Regions from separate parts of the Homo sapiens genome. Here region 2 is linked to region 1. A link is an interaction called in ENCODE POLR2A ChIA-PET data of the cell type or tissue named here. Cell type or tissue: MCF 10A. All regions are shown on one strand. Each heading gives the region's core, and the rest is flanking DNA. Links, peaks and the distances in the headings are about the cores only.

Region 1 (3,971 bases), core at 882-3,381:
CAGCATACAAATAGAGCTAAAAGGAGAAGTTCAAACAGAGCACATTTCATTCCATATAAGTTTATTAAGAGTAACTAAGTGCCAGAGTTGAGTGTATAACATTGTAATGACATCAATAAGATAGGACTCTCAAGTAGAAAATAGTCTAACAAGAATCAGACAAATGAACAAAACACACATTATCTCCTTATCAGAGAGTGCTAAAAAATAAAAATTAAAAAATACACACATTAACACGCAAACTAACAAATGTCGCCAAGGTGGCAGTAACCCTGCTTGAGAGTCACTACGCCCTTTCCACTTCTCTTCCAACATTCCCACCTGGAAAAGAGGTGAGCAGGTGCAGGCTCTGCAACACTCTAGTCTCTGCTTGGCGTATTCCAGCTGTGGAATCCTCCTCCCCTATTTTTGCCTTCCCTGTAAATCCTGCTGTTTCCAGGCCATCATGGCACTTTGCTGCTGCTTTCCCTACTGTTGTGAAAGGCCTGTGAACTGGAAGAAGGCTCACTGAATAATTTAAAGGCAGCTTCTCACTTCCAGAAGCAATGCTCTAGTTACCTAAGATAGCATCAGGCCACCCAGCATTCCGTCTGTGCCTGAGGCAGGTATACACTGGTGAGGCATTGTAGCTAAAACAGCCAGTGAGTCAGCAATGGCAACAACCACCCAAAGAATCTCATTAATTGTGGACTTCACTCAGAGATGGGGGATGATGCTGCATGTGGAAGAGAAGCTGGTTAGATTAATTGGTCAGCAGCAGGACAGCAGGCAAAAGTGTGCTATGTCAACACATTCATAAAGAGATACATGTTTGTGTTTGTTTTTCAACCAAGGACGCAAGTTTTATCTACTTCCTCTTTACTGCCACAAGCCTGTCAGGCTCTGTCGCCCAGGCTGGAGTGCAGTGGCATGATCTCAGCTCACTGCAATCTCCAACTCCCTGGTTCAAGCGATTTTCCTGCCTCAGCTTCCAGAGTAGCTGGGACTACAGGCGCCCGCCATCACGCCTGGCTAATTTTTGTATATTTAGTAGAGATGGAGTTTCACCATGTTGGCCAGGATGGTCTCGATCTCCTGACCTCATGATCCACCCACCTCAGCCTCCCAAAGTGTTGGGATTACAGGCGTGAGCCACCGGGCCCAGCCAGGCATTTGAATAAACACCTTCGTTAGGGAATTCAGAGGAACACAAATCAAGAATACATTTGAGTCCTAAACATAAACAGAAGAACACCTTCTGTGAGGGAAACAAAATGCAGGAAGATCCAGAACTCCCCAGCAAGCTTTGTTAATTCAAGTCCCCAACAACATTTGTTTCTAAACATTCCTTAAATTCCGCATGTACTCATAAGATTTCTAGGTGTGACTACTGAAATGTGCTGATTTAGTTAGGGCTAAATATTGAACAGTTGCTAACGTTGGAGGAAGAATGGAAACAAATCCAAGAAACAAGCTCCTCTTTATATCCACCCTGTGATGGTTGCTCTTGTTAGTTTAATTAAGCTCCTGGATTAATGCAGGTAAGCCCTTCCTGATTCATTCCTTATACATATAGGGAACCCAGCATGAGCCTAAGCTGGGTTCACTCTAGGACTCAGGCATGTCAAGGCTTGTTGCAAAAACTCATGGGTCAGCAACAGAGACTTACTTATGAGAAAGGTAGAAGAACCTCCCGGAGAAGAACCTTTCTTAGGAAAGAGAGCTTCTAAGGCAAACAAGTTTGATACAAGGACAGTGGTCCAGAGTAGGAGGGGTAAAAGGGCAAAAGAAGTGAGATGGGAGCCCCCTTGGAGGTTGAAGAAGCACCAAACTCCTTTTGTTTTTGAGACTCCTGAAATATTACATTAAGAAATACCAAAACTGGGTTATATAAAGAGGCATTTCGCAAATTTACATTTAACATATTAATGTCTTTAACATTAACACAAAACACATTGCAAATAATGGTATTATTCACAAGATCATGAATGGATTTAGAAGTATTAGTAATTGATAATTTAGTATAGTGATGTGGTCCAATATAGGGACACAAGAAAAGGGCTGTGTGGTGAGTGCTGTCTTCTTTCACTTCAGGTGGCATCTCTCTGAGATGGGATGAATAACCTCATTTGGAGTCATCTCTGTCATTGGCCTGTGTCTGTCCCTCGGAGTATCCTCCTGCTCAGCCTTCACTGACCCAGCCTGAAATCTATGCCTAGGGGCTGCAGGAAAATAGCAAGTAGAAACCACAAGAGCTCTTAAGCTCTGAGAGATGCTGAGCATGCAAACCTTCTGGTGCCAACAACTTCTTCAGCAACTTTGTTGACTTTGGCAACCACAGGAGTCAGCTCAGACATTATCGCCTTGACCAGGCATCAGTAGCCTTGGCACAGGTGTTGCTGGGCAATCACAGCAGTGGAAGTGCCTTTGGCCAACACCAGCAGCGGCTTCATCTTCCAGGCATATTGGCAACAGGAACGTGGCTTTCAGTATTGGTTATAAGAATGATGGCTGATGAAAACCAAGGCTGGCAGGAAAACTGCAATAGCCATGGGGTAACCAGGAGGATCTTGTTCCATCAATTAATTCTTCCCTGCCCTCTCTCTTGGGGGCTAGCCTTCCCCCAGATAGTACACTTTCTGTTTGTCTGTGGCTGATCTCATGGGGACAGACCATGTAAGGAATCACTGCCTTGATTGAGTGGGTGAGCCTAAATAGTTCTGGGGGGTTAGTATTCAGAAGACCCCTTGGCCATAGATATAAGGCTCATTTTCCCATATAAGCTTTATCAGTAATTTTTTAAATGTTACAACTTTGACTCTATATGCTGTTCTTTTGGCTTATTTCTAGATTGATTCATAACTCAGGAATGAGAAGTGCTGTTTTATTAAGACTCTCAAATACTAAAGGAATCATCGTTATCATCATAATCATCATCAACATCATCAATCCTCATTACTGCATTCCCAGGCCCCGGTATATTATTTGGCTTTAGCAGACATCTAAATATATATGTAGCCAGGCGTGGTGGCTCATGCTTTTAATCCCAGCACTTTGGGAGGCCAAGGCAGGTCGATCACCTGAGGCCTAGAGTTTGAGACCAGCCTGGCCAACATGGTAAAACCCTGTCTCTATTTTAAAAAATACAAAAAATTAGCCAGGCATGGTGACAGGTGCCTGTAATCCCAGCTACTCGGGATGCTGAGGCAGGAGAATCACTTGAGGGTGAGGTTGGGAGGTGGAGGTTGTGGCAAGCCAAGATTGTGCCACTGCACTCAGCGAAATTCCATCTCAAAAAAATAAATAGTCCAGGCGCAGTGGCTCACACCTGTAATCCCAGCACTTTGGGAGGCCGAGGCAGGTGGAATACTTGAGGTAAAGAGTTCGAGACCAGCCTGGCCAAACAAAACCCCATCTCTACTAAAAATACAAAAATTAGCCAGACGTGGTGGTGTGCACCTGTAAGCCCAACTACTCAGGAGGCTGAGGCAGGAGAATCACTTGAACACAGGAGGTGGAGGTTGCAGTGAGCCGAGACCATGCCATTGCACTCCACCCTGGGTAACAAGAGTGAAACTCTGCCTCAAAAGAAAAGTGTGTGTGTGTGTGTGTGTGTGTGTGAAATAATGAATATATGAGAAAATATACAATACTCACTCCAGTACAGTATAAAAAATATCTGGTTAGAATTTGAGGGATGTGTAATAAGAAAAAGGCATATCCAGAGAAGAACTGTTTGATTATTGTTACAATGACTCAGTTTTTACCTGAAGGCTGGTATATCCCAGGAAACATAGCTTATTGATTGATTGATTCATACTTTCACAAAACATATTTTGAGCATTCAACATGCACTAGACATATAGAACTAGAATGCCTACCCTTAAGCAGTTAATAATCTAGTTGGGTAAGCAGATCTGAGTGTGAGTAACTGAAATTCAGTATGATGAAAGATTTATTGATGATGTGATGTAAGCCAGTTAGTATCATAG
Region 2 (3,396 bases), core at 135-2,634, 180 kb before region 1:
ACCTGCTCCTATGAATCATGAATATTCTTAATGGAATCTAGAAGGATACATTCTTTCCAGAGCTCTTCAATTTGCTTAGATTCATCAGAACAATCACAATCTATGGTAGCTATAGCCTTACAAAATATTAATATACCTCTAGGCTTGAAGGCCAAAATTACTCCTTGATCATGGGCTGCAGAATGGATGTTGTATGAGCAGGCATGAAAAAAAACATTAATCTACTTGTACATCTCCAGAAGAATTCTTGGGTGACAAGGTACCTTCTCAGTGAGCAGTAATATTTTGAAAGGAATCCTCTTTTCTGAGGAGTAGGTCTCAACAGTGGGCTTAAAATAGTCTATAAATCATGCTACAAACTGATATGCTGTCATCCAGGCCTCGTTGTTCCATTTATAGAACACAGGCAGAGTAGATTTAGCATAACTGTTAAGGGCCCTAACTGGTATTGGCTTCAATGTAAAGTCACCACCTGCATGAGCCCTTAACAAGAGAGTCATCCAATCCTTTGAAGTTGTAAAGCCAGGCATTGCCTTCTTCTCTCTAGCTGTAAAAGCCCTGGATGACATCTTCCTCCCATAGAAGGCTATATTTTCCGCATTGAAAATCTGTTGTTTCATGTAGCCACTTTATCAGTGATCCTAGCTAGACCTTCTGGATAACTTGCTGCAGCTTCTACATCAGCACTTGCTGCTTCACCTTGCACTTTCACGTTATGGAGACAGCTTCTTTTCTTAAACTTCATGAACCCACCTCTGCTAGCTTCAACTTTTCTTCTGCAGCTTCTTCACACTTCTCAGGCTTCGTAGAATTAAAGAAAGTTACTGCCTTGCTCTGAATTAGGTTTTGGCTTAAGAGAATGTTGTGGCTGGTTTGATCTTCTATTGAGTCACTAAAACTTTCTCCATATCAGCAATAATGCTGTTTCATTTATCATTCATGTGTTCACTAGAGTAGTACTTTTAATTTCCTTCAAGAACTTTTCCATTGCATTTACAACTAGCTAACTGTTTGGTGCAAGAAGCCTCGCTTTTGGCCTGCCTGGTCTTTCGACATGCCTTCCTAAGCTTAATCATTTCTAGCTTCTGATTTAAAGTGGGAGACAAGTGACTCTTCCTTTCACTTGAACACTTACAGGTCATTGTGGGGTTATTAATTGGCCTAATTTCAATATTGTTATGTCTCAGGGAATAGGCGGGATCGAGGAGAGGAAAAGACATGAGGAGATGGCCAGTAGGTAGAGAAGTCAAAACACACACAACATTTATAGATTAAGTTTGCCGACTTATGTGGGCACAGTTTGTAGCTCCCCAAAAGAATTACAATAGTAACATCAAAGATCACTGATCATAGATCACCATCGCAGATACCACAAGAAACAAGTTTGAAATATTGTGAGAGTTACCCAAATGTGACACAGAGACATGAAGTGAGCATGTGCTGTTGGAAAAATGGTGCTGATAGACTTGCCTGGTGCAGGGTTGCCACAAACCTTCAATTTGTAAAAAAATGCAATATCTGTGGAGTGCAATAGAGTGAAGTGCAATAAAATGAGGTGTGCCTGTAACAACCTGCCCAAGGAGGTTAAGTAGTTAGTGAAAGACAAGGTGTTTCCTAAATGCTAGCATTAGTTTCAATGGCCATCTAACTCTCCCAGAAGAATAAACGTAGGCTATTTTTATTAAGCAACCACAACAGCAATAGCCACGAAAACTAGCAATCTGGAGTGAAGAGCTCCCATACTGAGCCTTGTACTAGAATCACAAAAAGATAGAGCGCTTCTGTTATTGAACATCTACCGGGTGCCCTGCAGGTCACGTTTGTCATGCTGTTTAATCCTCACAGCAATCCTATGGGAGTTGCCTAAAGTCACACACACTTATGAAATATGTCTGACTCCACCACAGCCTGAGGGAATTGTCCCTGCTTTCGAGGGTCTCACAATCTAAGTAGATCAGATGCCTACCCACCACATCTTGCCACTTTACCACCAAGACCTGAACACACATACACACACACACCCTACACAGAGCCAAAAGCACCTATAAAGCAAAATGCCTGCATAGAAATATAGTATAAAATGTATAGATTAGGGCCACAAAAGAATGACTGAGTCAGTTACATGAGTTAATTAGAAAAGACTTCCTGGAGGAGCAGAGCTTTAAGCTGTGTTTTAAAAGACAAAAAGGACAAATATAAGTAAAGTGAATCAGGCATTCTCCAAGAAGAATGTAATGGGTAAAGGCCTGGAAACAAGAATGAGCATGCTGTGGATGGGCGATGACAAGTAGCTTTGTTTGACTGAAACAAAGTTTTCCACAGTCCTGAAGAATCATTCATGTGAAAAAATATTTAAGAACTCAGCTATGTGTGCTCATAGGTGAACGTTGTCTTTCTCTGAATAGAATTTTGCTACTTGCTGTAGAACCATCAGCATCTACTGAGATGGCTTTAAAATAATGCTGGGAACCATTGCTTGCTTTTTTCAATTCCTTCGCAGTTTTCTCCCTGTGGGACCATTCAATTCTCATCTTTGGGCTCCTCTGAGTTCTAGCAGCACTCACTCCCTTAGGTCTATAAATACTAGTATTAAACACATACACACACGCAAACTTTCTATTTCCTTAAGAGGGGAATACAATCTTTATTTTTAGTTGAAATGTATTATTGTGCATTTTCTGAGATTCTTTCCCAAGAAAAGACCACAACTATTTGTAGTCAAAGAATATTTTGCAGTTCAGCATGTGGAAACTTGTTTTTGTAAGATACTTTAATGCATTGCTAAAGAAATATATTTGCTTTGCTTTGCTGCTTGTTATTTTTATAGACCATTTATTCGTGATACTAAGAGCTTTAAACAATAAATGAACACAACCCCAACCCTCCATAATCTCCTCTGGGGAGGAAGCGGGGTCTGGATGTTAAGCCATACCAGATGATGGAACAACAGGAACTCTGGGCCTGCTTCCTGGTTTCAACGCAAGTCAATTATGGCAATTCCCTGTGCCTCAGTTTCTTCATTAAAATGGAGATAGCCATTCTCACCTCATAGTAAATGCTTATAAAATATGTTCAAAGGCCCAGCGAACTATAAATATAGGTTTGAAAGTACTCACTTTCTCCTATTTCTGATAAAACCACAATATCTACGTGATGTAATAAGAAAAGTCGCCAGAATAGAGAATTGATCATTCCTGACAGACCTCTTAGATGGTGACAAAAATGCCACTTAAAATTACATTAATTTATATGTGGCCCAATTCTGAGGGAAAGGTTCATAGTTCTGATCTTTGAATGCCTTTCCTAGGCTTCTGAATATATGTATGTTGCTTTAGAATACTGCTTTTAACATTATCTATGCTGAGGGGCCAGGTGTTTTCCTCCCAAATTTCAAAC

The links. Peaks named below come from ENCODE experiments on the same cell type or tissue, not always from the same donor. Only the 100,000 strongest peaks of a DNase experiment are listed, where the experiment ranks them.
Region 2: POLR2A ChIA-PET joins it to region 1 with 7 read pairs; 3 of 35 experiments call an interaction of 5 or more read pairs at or near these places.

Annotation. Positions count from the first base shown.
Region 1 is chr1:220,334,186-220,338,156 of GRCh38, reverse strand. No RefSeq gene overlaps it. Among named protein-coding and RNA genes, the nearest start is that of RAB3GAP2, 64 kb to the right of the region's middle. RefSeq lists enhancers at 1,157-1,664, 1,067-2,266. In MCF 10A, for the core only: no CTCF peak of the experiment used is centred there; DNase peaks (open chromatin) are centred at 1,606 and 2,306.
Region 2 is chr1:220,515,057-220,518,452 of GRCh38, reverse strand. No RefSeq gene overlaps it. Among named protein-coding and RNA genes, the nearest start is that of MARK1, 11 kb to the left of the region's middle. RefSeq lists a silencer at 2,132-2,426. In MCF 10A, for the core only: no CTCF peak of the experiment used is centred there; no DNase peak of the experiment used is centred there.